2 separate regions of the Mus musculus genome follow, and region 1 is linked to region 2. Evidence: chromatin contacts called from ENCODE Hi-C or POLR2A ChIA-PET data. All regions are on one chromosome and are shown on one strand. Each heading gives the region's core, a stretch centred on a gene start or an enhancer-like site at or near the end of the contact. The rest is flanking DNA. Distances are from core to core; before and after follow the strand shown.

Region 1 (6,741 bases), core at 624-3,123, 47 kb after region 2:
GGGGGTGGGGGGGTGCTCTTGTCCTGTGCTGACAAGACTCTCCTGAGCCCAGGTGACTTGCATTTGAAGAAGAGAACAAGGTGTGACTCACCCTGGGGAAGTTCCCACCATTCTGGTGTCTGGCAGGATCATGCTGCACTCGGTCCAGCATAAGGTACAGAGAAAAGACGGCCACACAGAAGATAGCAGCCCCACACACCGTCACCTGCTTTTTCAGCTTCATACTGACCCAGGAGGCACGTTCCTGGCAGGAGAGACACCACCTGTAGTTCTGGCATGCAAAACCCTTCTGTTGGTGTTCCTAACAAACGCTCTGTGGACTCCCAAGGAGAACCAACCTACTTGCTTGACTCTGGGTAAAAAAGCAAGTAAGCTTTCAAGTACCAAATCTTGGTTATGACTCCCAACACACAAGTAGCACATATATTTGGGGCTGGTCCTGTAGGAGAGGAGTTCTGATTCCCCTCAGCCCAAGCTATAGAAACCAGGATGTGGAGTGTGGGGGTGCAGTAGGTAAAGAGGCACTTGCAGGCAAGCCTGACAACCAAAGCGATTCATTTGATTCATATGGTGGAAGGTGAAAACCAACTACCACAAATTGTCCTCTGATTGCCGCATGTTTTCTGTGACGTACATGCACATAAATAAATGTAACACATTACAAACAAACAAACAGGGATAACAGAGCCCCAACTCTGACCCACACTTCATTACACAACCACTGATTGCAAACAGCTTGCTCAGGACTCTGAGAAGGCTCTCCCAAGCCACGTGTTTCCTCCCTTCAGATGTATACATAAATACAAGAGGTTTTATTTTGTTTGATTTAGGGGTACAATCACCAGCTGGAGAGACAGACAACCCCCCCACACACACACACTCACACCCTGCCTCCCCTGTGACCTCCTGGGGCTGACTGGAACTCAGCAGAAACAGTGCCTGGCCCAGATCCTATCTCAGAGAATACAGAATGGATTTCTTTTAAGAGAAAAAGAAATGCCCATGTTTCTAACGCAACCCAGTTCTAGGATTGTCCCCATCAGTACTGATTCCTGCTGTGCAAAACTTCCAGTCCTGGCTTCCAGAGTGCTTTAAAGGGACTCTTAGGAAGCTAGCGGCGAGACTGATAAAGTCCCCAGGGTAGCGGAAGCCAGGCACAGCGGCTCCGAAACGGGGCAACTCGAGACGACCCACAGTGCCTGCCGCCACCGCCCGCGAGTCCCCACTTGCCTGCCGGAGGAGGGAGGACGCTAGCTGCTGAACGCGCGTGGGCGGGACCGCTCTCTGGAGTCTGCTCTTCGGGCCCTGGTGCTGAAAAGCTCAGTCACCTCAGCCTGCGTCCTACTTAATGCGATCTGATTCCGCTCAGGAGCCTCCGGGCAATATTTTTAGTCCCTGGAGATTGGGTCCGGGCCAAAGAGGGCGGAGCTAGGGAGCAGGAGCTGGGTCACCGTGGGGCAATTACCTGCCGAGATGTAACCCCCCTCCTCCGGCCCGCCCAGCCCCCCTCCGGCCCTCGGGGCTCAACCGGCACCCGGGGGCCGCAACGCTCGCGGCCTGCAGGCTGGAGTCCTCGCCCACGCCCCGCCTGGCCCGTTACCGTACGCGGCCGGCCTCCGCGCCGCTCGGGACCCGGCCGGCCGAGCCGCCACTGCTCGCATCCCGGGGGACCGCGGCCCGCGCGCGGGCAGTTGCGCAGGCTAAGAGGGACGCCTGGCCACCCACCGCCCCTGCTCGGCCCCGCAGCCGCGCTCCCGCGGGGGCCAGGGCCGCTGCGCGCTCCCTGCGCTCGCCCCGCGCCTGTGCTCCCGCGCTCCCGCCTCCACGGGGCCGAGCGGTGCGCCCGGCAGGAGGAGGGGCGCGGGGGACCGCGCGCAGCGTCCCCTAGTGCCGGGTCCCGCCGCTGCCTCGCCCCCCGCCGGGTTCCGCAGCGCCCCCTGGCACCCGACTCGGTCGCCTCCCGCTGGGTCGGTGCCGGGGTCCGCTATGGCTGCGGGGCGGCTGTGCGCAGCCGTTGACCCGGCAGGGCGGGAGTGGCGGAACCCCAGCAAGGTCGCGCCACTGTTTCTTGTTGTGTTTTTGTTTTTTTTGTTTTTGTTTTTGTTTTTTCTCTTGGTCTTCCAAGAGTAAGATTTAGGCAGGAGCAGAAAGGGCAAAACCGTGCGGTGCTTCGTGGCCTCCCTGCCTGGCTCAATAGTGATGTTTCTTAGTCAAAGGAATAGTGCCTCCCTCTAGGTTTTGTGAGTTCCGGGTGGCTCTGGGTTTCCTGACACTAAGGGCGAAATGCATATCATCCGGTTAAAGGTTTATTGAGCATCCATGTTTCCAATTTACAGCGTAAGATACCATACTGCAATGAACATCTCCACAAATTCCACACTTTTCTTCCTTTTAAGATTAATATTTGGATGGATGTAGGAGCCCGTGCTTAGTCCCAGCACCTGGAAGGCAGAGGCAGGGAGATCTCTGAATTCGAGGCCAGTCTGTTTTACATTTTGAGTTCCGGGACAGCCATAGCTACTTGGGGGGGGGGGGGGGGGAGATTGCTTGCTAGATCGTAGTGGCACACACCTATAAATCCTCCTGTCTCAGATTGACACAAATTCGAAGCTATCTTGGACTACACATTTGCAATCCTGTTTCAAAAGAAAAAAAGATTGCTAAAATTACTGCCTGAAACTGAGCTGGCCCACTAAAAGTCCAGCTCTTGGGAAGTTGAGGCTAGAGGATCCCAGCAAACGGACACTAGCCTGGACTACGTAGCAAAACAAATATTACTCTCTGTTGTAGACTACCCCTAACCCCAGGTTCACATCTTGAAGTTCTGTCCCCAGATTTGACCATATCGGGAGGTGGGGCTTTGATAAGATTAAGATTAGCTCATGAAGGCAGAGCCCTTAGAAAGCAGATTATCCTGTCCTTATAAAAACATCCCAGAACCCAGGTCCTCAGCAGTCAAGAAACAGAGATAAGGCAGATCTTGGTGAGTCCCAGGCCAGCCTGGGCAGCATGGTGAGACCCTGTCTCAAAATAAAAATAATAGCAACCCAGAAGCCAGTGAGGTGGCTCAGTGGGTAAAGATGCCACCAAGCCTGATGACCTGAGTGTGATCTTCAGAGTCCACGTGGTGGAAGGAAAGACTCCTCTGATCTCCTACATATGTGCCACAGTGACTGCAAACACACACACACCACACACACACACAGAGAGAGAGAGAGAGAGAGAGAGAGAGAGAGAGAGAGAGAGAGAGAGAGAGAGAGAAGGAATCAAGCAGTTTGTAACTACAGTGGCCTCCAAGAAGGAAGAGAGCCTACATGCTACGGAAACAGGAAAAAGGGGTGGGGGAGCTGGACAGGTGGCTCAGTGGTTAGAGCACTGGCTGTTCTTCCAGAGGTCCCCAGTTCAATTTCCAGCAACCACACGGTGGCTCACAACCATCTGTAATGGAATCCAAGACCCTTTTCTAGTGTGCATGAAGACAGCTAAAGTGTATTCATATAAATAAATAAAAACTTAATTTTTTTAAAAAAGGGGGATATAAAAAGGCAGTAAGGTGTAGTCTTTTACAAAATGGGGATGAGGGGTGGGTCTTTCTCCAGTCTGCTGGCCTCCTCTGGCCTGGGAGAGAATCATAGTACACTTGTGGTCCAGCCTCACCATACAGCAATAGCAAGTACTCTGTCATAGCTGATTTCAATAGTGCTATCCCCCTGCAATCCAGCTTCTTGTGGATCCAGCTAAGAACAGTTTTCAGATGCATATTTAGGCAGAGGATGGTCTACTCTTCCTAGATACTGGTGGTGGTGTTTTGCTTTTATGTTTTGTCTTGAGACAGGGTCTTTCTGCATAGCCCTGACCAGCCTAGCACTCTCTCTATAGTCTAGGCAGGCCTTGTACTCTACTTAGAGATCTGCCTGCCTCTGCACTGGGATTAAAAGTATAGGCCACCATGTTCCCTCTTATCTGCACGTTTAAAGCCAGTTTAGTCTACATAATTAGTTTCAGGCCAGTTAGGGCTCTGCAGCAAAACTATCTCAACAAAACAAAACAAATGCTTAACAGAGCTTCCGTTTTCTGTGCATATGCAGACAGCTGTGTCAGACACAGAAAAAAAATCAGTCTACCCTCAAGGTGGTCTATCCACCGGAACTATCTGGGTTTAAGTGCCTACACCATATCTTCTGGGAATCTCTCGGCCACTTGGCTGTCCAGTTAGTGTCCAGAAATATTGGCTGAGTGTCTTTGGCCTTGTATCAGTTGTGGTCTTGAGTTTTCTCGTGTCAGTCCCGGGTGGCCTGCCACATCCCAGGTGACAGTAGCTTCGGTTTTTGCAGAGCACTATTAGTTCTGCCCAGCTGCTGTTGGCCATTGGCTTCCACGCACGCTTTTGATGGGAAGGTTCCTTAGCCTTGTCGGACCCGTGCTCCACTTACAGGCCACGGGGTTCTTCCTACACAAGGTGAGACTCGTGGCACCAGCACCAGGCTGCCAGCCTACCGGCGTCTCCTCATAAGTCAGTAAAAGGGTAGCAGGTGCTTTTCCGATTGATGCTTGCCAAGCCAAGCCGCAAAGCCCCCTCTTTGCCTGTTGCCTGAAGTTCCCTTTTCTATGCAAAATATCCAAGCCCTGGCTTCCAGCCACAGTTGCTTGCTGCACTCCGCCTGCTGTTTGGTTTGCTTGATCAGTCCTCCAACCAGGTCCAGGTTCCCAGGAGCCTCAATGTCCCAAGTATCTCAAATGAGCGGCCACGCGGGCCCTCTGTAAGAGTGGCAGAGCCTTTAGAGCCCTTAGAAAGCTGAGCTATCTCTCTAGCTTTGGTTTCCACTTTTAAATTTTCTGGGGTTTGAGACTTTGGCTGGCCTGAAACTCTCTATGCAGATCAGACGAGCCTTAAAGTCATAGAAATCCACCCACCCCTGTGTGTGTTTCAGGGTGGAGCACCAGCAGAGGCCAGAGGAACAGCTTACAGCTGTCCTTCCACCGTGTGTGTCCCAGGGATCCAACTCAGGTCACCAGGCTTCGTGGAACACACCTTCCCTCACTGATCCACTTTGCTGGCCCAAAGGGGCACTTTTTTGTTGGGGCCCTGCTTATAGATGGGTAACTGTAGGGCAGCAGTTGTCAGCCTGTGGGCCTGGCCCCTATGAGGCTGCCTATCAGATCTCCTGCATATCAGATATTTGTATTATAATTCATAAGAGTAGCAGAATGGCAGTTATAAAGCAGCAATGAGATAATTTTATGGTTGGGGTCACCACAACATGAGGAGCTGCACTAAAGGGTCGCAGCAGTGGGAAGGTTGAGAGCCACGGCCGTAGAATAAGCTTGTGAAGTAGATGCATGCTCTCCAATGCCTCTTTCAGATAGTTTGCTAGAGGTGTTTTGTTTGGGGTTTGGTAATTCTGAGACAGTGTCTTGCTGGGCTTAACCTCTCTCTCTCTCTCTCTCTCTCTCTCTCTCTCTCTCTCTCTCTCTCTCTCTCTCTCCCTCCCTCCCTCCCTCCCTCTCTCTCTCTCTCTCTCTCTCTCAGACAGGGTTTCCTGTCATGTGAATTCCTGATCCTCCTGCCTCCACCTCCCAGTGGCTGGAATTACAGACATGAGCCACTGTACCTGGGTTGGCTTTTTTCTTGTCCTGTTTTAGGGTCTGGAACCCTAGTCTGTGGGATAGTGGTCCCCCTCGGTCAGGGTAGGTCCTCCCTCAGCCACTTCTCCCAGGAACACTCTCACCCATATACCTCAGGTGAGCCTCACCAGTCTCTCAGGTGACCCACCATCCAATCAAAGTGACAGTGAGGATCAGCCATCACAGGATCCCAGGCTTCTCTGTGTTACCCTGTCCCCTGGGGCCAATATCAGGGGACTCAGGGAGCAGTAGTATTGAGGACATCTTGTTACGGTCATGCGGGCAAACTGATGTTCTTCGTCTCAATGCAGTGACATGCCCAAGAAAGGCTCTCAGGATGTCCTTGCATACCAGTCTGTTCCAAGAATTCTGTGGTTCGTAACCACTGGTGTGTGTCATAGGCCATGAGTCATTTCTTTTACTGGCCACTCAGGGCTGATAAAAGGCGATAGTATCAGCTCTCCCGTTTCTATTAGCTCTTGCATAAAGGCCCTCCTCTTCCTTCTCTGATATCAGCCACTTGGCTAGGCCTGGGAAGTAAAGGTTGGCCCCCTCCCCGGGAGTCACTCCAGAGACCTAGGCCTCTAACCTTGCCCCTTGTCTATGGAGAGCGAAGGATGTGGTGACAGTGTGATGTCAGGCAGTTCCTTGTCTCTTAGAACACACCACAGCTGAGAGGGCATGGCTGCTGGGTGGCCCACCTGTCTGCCCAAAGGAACTGTCAACAGTGGCCCAGATCTCTATCTTTCACTCCCAATGAGAACTGAAACCCTGCCTTTTTGGGTAGGGTCACATTTCACTTTAATGACCTCTTGGTAGAACAGCTGGGTCCCCTGGGTGGCTTTTCTGCTGGATCTCCTCTGAAGCCACCATATGCACACACGCTTTTGACTTTTACAAAAGGCCTCTTGACTTTTGCCATGGGTGCAACCCTACGAGATGTATTACCTAATAACTAAATGGGTTCCCCGAAATTATCCCTAAGAAGGCATGAAGAAATCCCTTTCCCTCCCCAGCCCAGGAAGTAGATAAAATGTGCAGTGTGTGGGGGTGGGGTGGGGGGGAGAGTGACCATTTCATCACCTGAGCACCTGAGGTGGCCATCGTGATTCTAGG
Region 2 (7,153 bases), core at 1,946-4,445:
TTTGGCCAAAGGTCCTACCAGATTTTTGACTGCTGAACTGTCTGCAGCTGACCACTTCTACTTTTGGCTCAAATCCAGCGTACAGCTGTAAGAAATATTAAGTATGTGTCTTTTAAGTCAAACTTGTATTCAAGGCAAGAAAAAAAATTTTTTTTAAGATTTATTATTTGGGGTTGGGGGGTGGGGTGGGGCTGGAGAGACATCTCAGCGGTTAAGAGCACTGACTGTTCTTCCAGAGGTCCTGAGTTCAATTCCCAGCAACCACATGGTGGCTCACAATCAATATGCAATGGGATCCAATGCCCTCTTCTGGTGTCTGAAGACAGTTACAGTGTACTCAAACACATAAAACAAATAAATAGCTTTTTTTTTAAAATGGTTTTAAAAAAAGAAGTGGTTAAAAAAAAAAGGATTTATTATTTTGGACTGGAGAGACGACTCAGTGGTTAAGAACATTGGCTGCTCTTCCAGAGGACCCAGGTTCAATTCCCAGCACCCACAAAGCAGCTCACAGCTGTCTCTAAGTCCCGTTCCAGGGCATCCTACACCCATACACAGACACACATGCAGGCAAAAAAGCATGCACAGAAAATAAAATAATAAAATAAAAGATTTATTTTACAATATGTGTAGAGATGTTTTTCCTGCATGTCTGTCTGTGCACCATGTTTGTGTCTGGTGTTACTAAAGGGCAGAAGAGGGCATCAGACCCTCTGGTACTGGAGTGTGAGCCATCATGTGGGTGCTAGACCTGAACCCAGGTCTTCCGCAAGAACAGCAGTGCCCTTCACCACTAAGCTTCCCCACACCCTTTTAATGTGAGGCAGGGTCTCTCTACACAAGCCCTTGCTGTCCTGGAACTCACTATGTAGAACAGGCTGGCTTCAAACTCACAAAGATCGCCCCATCGCTGCCTTCTGATTGTGGAGATCAAAGGCATGTGCCAGTACTTCTCTAGCTGGCCTGGTGTCTAGATCTTTATCTCCCTGTCCCTTGTAAGACTATTTTGAAAATGTTGCACACACACACACCAGTAAACCCTGTGTTTTCTCAAAGTCCAATGACCAGTGACCCTTTTCTCTTTCCTCCTTAATTTCCATGGACTAAGTCTTACACGACTACCCAATTTGGGGCATGGTATTCCTTATTTTATTATTTTATTTTCTGTGCATGCTTTTTTGCCTGCATGTGTGTCTGTGTATGGGTTTAGGATGCCCTGGAACGGGACTTAGAGACAGCTGTGAGCTACTTTGTGGGTGCAGGTCTTTGTTGTACACTTATCCTGCTCCCATTGGTTGGGGTGTTCAGCTGTAGCAGAGGATGTGCACTGTTCAATATTCATATCTTTTTTTTTCTTTTTGTTTTTTTTTGTTGTTTTTTTTTCTTTTTGTTTTTTTTTTTTCTTTCTTCTCTTTCTTGTTCAATATTCATATCTTAACTTGTCTACCAGGATTAGTTACCCACACACATGTTTCTTTCTGCAAAATAGGATGTCAGTTCTCAGGGAGGTCTTGAGAATTTAAACTCTACTTGGCCCCTACTCAAAATGGAAGTCTTTTTTTGTTTGTTTGTTTCAAGACAGGGTTTCTCTATATAGCCCTAGCTGTCCTGGAACTCACTTTGTAGACCAGGCTGGCCTCAAACTCTAAAATCCTCTGCCGCCCAACTGCTGGGATTAAAGGCGTGCACCACCACTGCCCAGCCAAAATGAAAGTCTTATTCCAAATAGTTCCTTATATTGGCTCAGGTGACTCTCTTACCTTGGGGCCCATCCCAGGGGCAGCTTACACTATAAAAGCTTATACACAGGTGCAGAAAGTGCTGCAGGGTGGTTGTTTCGGGTCCAAGGGTAACTATACAAAGTCGTTCTACTGACTTCTATCGTGATTGGTTTCAAGGGCACAGAACATAACTATATAATCAATCTTAGCATTAGAAAGTTCCTTAGGAACAGCACAAACATGAGAAAGTTTCTTTATAATGGCAGGCTGTCCAGGTAACGGTTACCTAGGCCTTAACCTTCCATCTAGGCCTTAACAGTGGTCTCTTTCTTTGCAACCCAGAACTTATTTCTATTACCACAAGGGAACTGTGAGGCATGTACGTGGGAGATCAGATACAACACTAGGATCTGAGGCCCACAGCTCCAGTCTCTTAGCCTTGAGAACTTTAACCCCGAGTCTCCATTCAAATTGACTCCATTTTTCTCTAGACTCCCAATCACACAGCAAGTGTGGAGCTGAGCCGTGTCCTATGGATTTATAAGCCTCGTCCCAACAAGAAGAATAAACACCTGGGACCTAGGTGGGCGTGCCTGTGCACCTGGATCCTATTGCACAACTTCAGTTTTACAAGGCGAGTGGGGACAGCACTGCTTGTATCTACCTAGCAGAACTGTTTGCAATAAATACAAATCAAAATTTAAGTGTAAACAGTCCTAGCTTAGTTTACACAGTAGAATTTAACGACGAAAATGACCATTGGCTCTTACCGGGTTTCAGAGGCATTTGGACAATTTCCACTGGACCTTACTCGGTCGTTTATTCAAGAAGTCTTTGCTGCGCCTTTCCTTTGACTTAATGTGATGACTATGGGTCCCAGGGAGCTCAGGCTGAAATTGGGAGACAGTCGCGCGGTTCAAAATGCAACGCCACTTCACTCGAATGGATCAGAATTTTACAGACACTCTCGAGCCTCTTAAGTCAGATCTGAGACTACAGCTCCTGGATCCCCAACCAAAGGAATCTTTCATCTTCCCATTAGCCTGTACCCTCAACTCATCAGGAAAGCCCTTTAAGCAGGAAACCTTGAAAGTGAGCAGCGCATAGTAATGTATGGCTCGGGGAACAGATGGCCGGCGGAGTAAAGCACTTTTTAAGGGCCTCCGCGCCAAGCAACGCGGTCATTCGGTGCGCCAGCTTTTCGGAGCCAATCGCAGGCACGAGCGGTGACGTCACCACTGGGGCGCGCCTGACCGGCACACATGCGCCGGGTTACCTGCCACCAGGCAGTAGGCTGAAGTCTCCTGTGCGCGCCAACAGCAGTGGACGCGGTTGGAACCACTGAATGAATGGATACTCTTGACGATCCGAGGGAAACGGCGGGCGAAGACCAAGCCCTGACACCCTCCATTCCCTTTGAACAAGGAAGGAGGTCGTTCACTACTGAACAAGCGCAGGACTGAGGGCCAAACAGGAAGCTGTAGTACTAGTGCCTTCACTGATTGGCCCAGGCTCTGTCACTTACTTGTACTGAGCCAATGAGTGCCAAGCCTGGACTCCAGCCTCTAAGAAACCGGTGTTCCTAGCCATATAGGGAATCTATTTGAGTCCTGTTTCTCCTTCAACCTGGCAGAGTTACAGAAAAATGTATTTTCCCCGAGGGAAGCGCACACTGACCCCAAATTCCAAACACAGACTGGGTAGAGATCACAGAAAACTCACAATATCATGACAAATGTATCCAAGGACCAGCATAAAAAAACGACACTGAAAAAAAAAAAAAAAAAAAAAGCTGGGCAGTGGTGGCGCACGCCTTTAATCCCAGCATTCGGGAGGCACAGGCAGGCGGATTTCTGAGTTCGAGGCCAGCCTGGTCTACAAAGTGAGCTCCAGGACAGCCAGGGCTATACAGAGAAACCCTGTCTCGAAAAAAAACCAAAAAAAAAAAAAAAAAGAAAGAAAGAAAAAGAAAAAACCAACCAAACAAACAAACAAAAAAAAAAAAAAAAAAAAAGACACTGAAATTTGATCAGCTTCCTAAGCTTTAGGCTAACTCACCAGGATTTAGAAAGAAACCAGCGTGGGTGTTGGCACTTGTAATTCCTACAACTCTTAACGGTTGAGAAAGGATTATCAGTTTGAAGCCAGCCTGTCCTACCCATATTAAGGCCTTGTCTACAAAGGTTCTCCATGGGCCCACTGGCTTCCTTCTGTTACAGCAACAGCGCTCTACAGCACACTTTGCTGATGTCCAGCTGTTGCTCCTGAGTGTCCCACCCTCAGCAGCCCCGCCTACAACAACAAACAGATGCTTTAGTTCCACAGAATTTATTAGCGGGGTGAGCCTGCTGGCAGGCTCTGATGATGCTCCCAGCATGTGAGGATGCTGTTGTGTCCTTCCTTCTTGATGCCCATAATCCTCAGGCTTGAATGGGATGTACGTCCCCCAGCCTCAGCTCTCTACAGTACAGACAGGGCCCTCCTGAGTGCTGGCAGGGCAGGGCTGTATGCTGTGTGTCCTGAGAACACCAAAGTGCAACTGTGGCAGCTGTGGAGGCGAGGCAAGTATCGAGCATCCCAGTGCTGACTCAGAGCTGTGAAGGGTGACAGATGCGTGAGCTGTGGGCCCCGGGCCGATCGTCACTCTCCGTCCTGGTTGGGTTGGATGAGTCTATATTCCACTGCTTTCTCCAGGCAGGCTGCGGCAGCCCTGGTGACTGGGCTCTCCTCGCCCTTGGCCAACACTGACAGGATCTCCAGGACCTCACTCTCCATCAGGGTGCCGGCGATCTCCTTCGAAGACTGCATCATGTTCAGCACCACCACGGTGCCCCGGTGCTGCAGCTCCTGGTTGGGGCTGAGGAGCAGGGCCTGCAAGATCTCCAGCCAGTGTGTGGTCTGTAGGAAACGGGCGGATGTGAAGACTGGCAGAAACCACATCTACGCTCTAGGAACTCCCCGACACAACAGCCATACCACCATGTAGGGAACTGCTAGCTCCTTCAGCCTCCCCCGCCCAGACCAGGTACTCACCACTTGAGGGATACGACTGCAGAGTGCGGGCCGCATGGAGGTGAGCATGGCCAGGCCCCCAGCAGCCGCCCTCCGCAGCAGCTCATCATCCTCGCCGCTGTACAGCACCAGCAGCTTCAGCCGGTCATTGCCCTGGGCCTCGAAGAGATCTTGCACCTGGGACAGATGGAGGCAAGGACCATGCTACCGGGGTTCAAAGCCTAGCCGAAGGGCAGGGCTGCTGGTACCTGTCATGGCAACCACCGGACCAACCCCGGCACCTGTCAGTCATGGCGACCGGCCAGACCAACGCTCACCTCTTTGCTCATGGCTAAGTTACACATGCACTCGGTAGCTGCGCGGCGGATCATCTCATGCTCCTCAAACATGTAGCCCTCAATCATGGGCACAGCCTTCTCCTTCAGGATCTTCTGCCTGCGGGGTGAAGGTGGAAGGACACGTATGACCAGAGTCTCCATATCCATAGGTGCCGCCCTATCCCGGGTGGCTGAGCCCTGAGCTCAGGTGCTCCCCTAGCAATGCCCAAAGACTCTGCTGTGCTGGTTAGGAACTGCAGTGCTTTCTAGCCTTCTGGCCTGGCAGGAAACAGCATGGGGTTGGGTTGTTTGTTTGTTTGTTTTTTAAGAGATTTATTTATTCATTATATGTAAGTACACTGTAGCTGTCTTCAGACACCCAGAAGAGGGCATCAGATCTGGTTACAGATGGTTGTGAGCCACCATGTGGTTGCTGGGATTTGAACTCAGGACCTTCGGAAGAGCAGTCGGTGCTCTCAACCGCTGAGCCATCTCTCCAGCCCCAGCATGGGGTTGTTAAGCATCCCGGAAGTTAGCAAAGCAGGGTGGTTATGAAGACGGCTCTGTAAACATCAACCGTTTGCGCACTGAACCTGTCCGAGCCGCTTGAACTATTTCACCTGGTACTCATCATAACCCCATGCTTGAATTACCTTCCTTAATGTAGAGTGCAGAGGTGGCTACCGTCACTATTTAGCCAAAGCAGAAACTGGGCCGCGTGGTGAGTGATGTATTCAAGGTCACAATTAGTACTAACAGCTAATAAATGTTCACTGTGACTACTGCCAGGGCCAGATACTATGAACTAATGGCTTTCAGGAGAGGTCAGGGAGGTGGCTTTTGAAACAGATTATAACCTAGCCTGGCCTAGAACTCACAGCCAAGAACTCTTCCTCCCTTGGCATGAGCCACAACACCCACTTGTGCCTGATAAAGAGTTTTACAAGCATTTTCTCAGCCAGCTCTCCACGCTCCTACTTCACGGGTTAAATAACTAACTCACAGAGAAGAAACTGAGGCAGAAGGACTTAAAAGCTTTCTTAGGATTATACCATGAGCCACTGAGTGTCAGCAGCCTGGGGAGAGAAGGAAATAGAGGGTAAAGTCGGGGCCCCAGAGCTTCACCCTGCCTCCCCTGGCATGACTCTTCATCTGTAGGCTGCAGAGGAGTCATTGTGAGGCACAAAGAGTGACCAGGAACTGGCTTCCAAACTACAGAGTGAGTGAGTGAGGCTCCCCCAAATCCCCATACCAGGCTCCCAGCGGGTCCTTACCTGAGCCTCTCACTGATCCCTGCCAGGTTTGTTAGGGCCATGAGGGCCTCAAAGTTCTGCAGTCCTGAGCAGCTGAGGTGCAGCAGAGAGACAAGGGGCCGGACTACTTCGTAGATCTGTGATAGAACTGCACCTATCAGTGTTCACCCAATCCCAAGACCCCAGCAGGGAGCCCACCCAAGACAGTGGCTCTATGGCTGTCTCTTCCTACCCCAGGACTCAGCAAAACTGCCACTTCCTGATGGTCATGAGAAGGGGCCCAGGCCAGGGCTCCTCAGGGCATAATGAGGAAACGGGGGGGGGGGGGTCCACAGTCAGAGCAAGGAGACACATACCCGCTCGCCAGGAAAGGTCATCTCTGGGTTGGAGGTAATGGTCAGCTTGGCAAGAGCCTGGGCGGCCTTGGTCTGCCCAACATCAGTGCCTTCCAGAGCCAGGGGGAGCAGAGCCTGTCAAACGACCCCAGCCCTGTCAGCACCCAGGCTGGCCCCGGGAGCACAAGGTCCAAGCCATCGATCCTTACTGCACTCTCCCCCAGCCCCCCAACTCTCTCCTTGGGTCTGAGAATACTCCCTGCTCAGACTCCACTCCCTTCACTTTGAGGTCTCTCACTGAAACTACCCACACTTTCCTCAACCACCCATTAGGTGCTAACCATGGGTTGTGCAGAGCCCTGGGGCCCCAGAGGGAAAAGGAGGCAAGCTCAGGCTCTTTATGGGTCCAAAGGACTCCAAGGAGCCTGTCCACAGAAGTATCACACTCCACTGGCAAAAGTTCCTGCTGGCCACTCTTAGTGTCCCCCAGGGCCAGCAGCCACTGAGTCATGTCT

What was found. Hi-C counts contacts between places; a loop is a spot of excess contacts on that map. ChIA-PET counts read pairs that join two places held with the same protein, here RNA polymerase II (POLR2A).
Region 1: POLR2A ChIA-PET joins it to region 2 with 11 read pairs in Patski. The contact joins the promoter of Man2a2 here to the promoter of Rccd1 in region 2. A Hi-C loop is called at or near these places in 5 of 37 maps with a recorded cell type or tissue (T-helper 1 cell, T-helper 17 cell, T-helper 2 cell and 1 more). POLR2A ChIA-PET finds 5 or more read pairs at or near these places in 4 of 5 experiments (Patski and embryonic stem cell).

Annotation. Positions count from the first base shown.
Region 1 is chr7:80,369,502-80,376,242 of GRCm38, forward strand. It overlaps Man2a2 (mannosidase 2, alpha 2), which reads right to left and starts at 1,874. Exons shown (of 24, transcript NM_172903.4): 1 at 1,601-1,874; 2 at 1,231-1,428; 3 at 92-244. The coding sequence starts at 223.
Region 2 is chr7:80,321,259-80,328,411 of GRCm38, forward strand. Rccd1 (RCC1 domain containing 1) reads right to left here and starts at 3,196. Exons shown (of 9, transcript NM_173445.4): 1 at 2,492-3,196; 2 at 19-85. Unc45a (unc-45 myosin chaperone A) reads right to left here. Exons shown (of 20, transcript NM_133952.2): 16 at 6,660-6,773; 17 at 6,325-6,440; 18 at 5,051-5,168; 19 at 4,755-4,910; 20 at 4,034-4,619. The coding sequence ends at 4,362.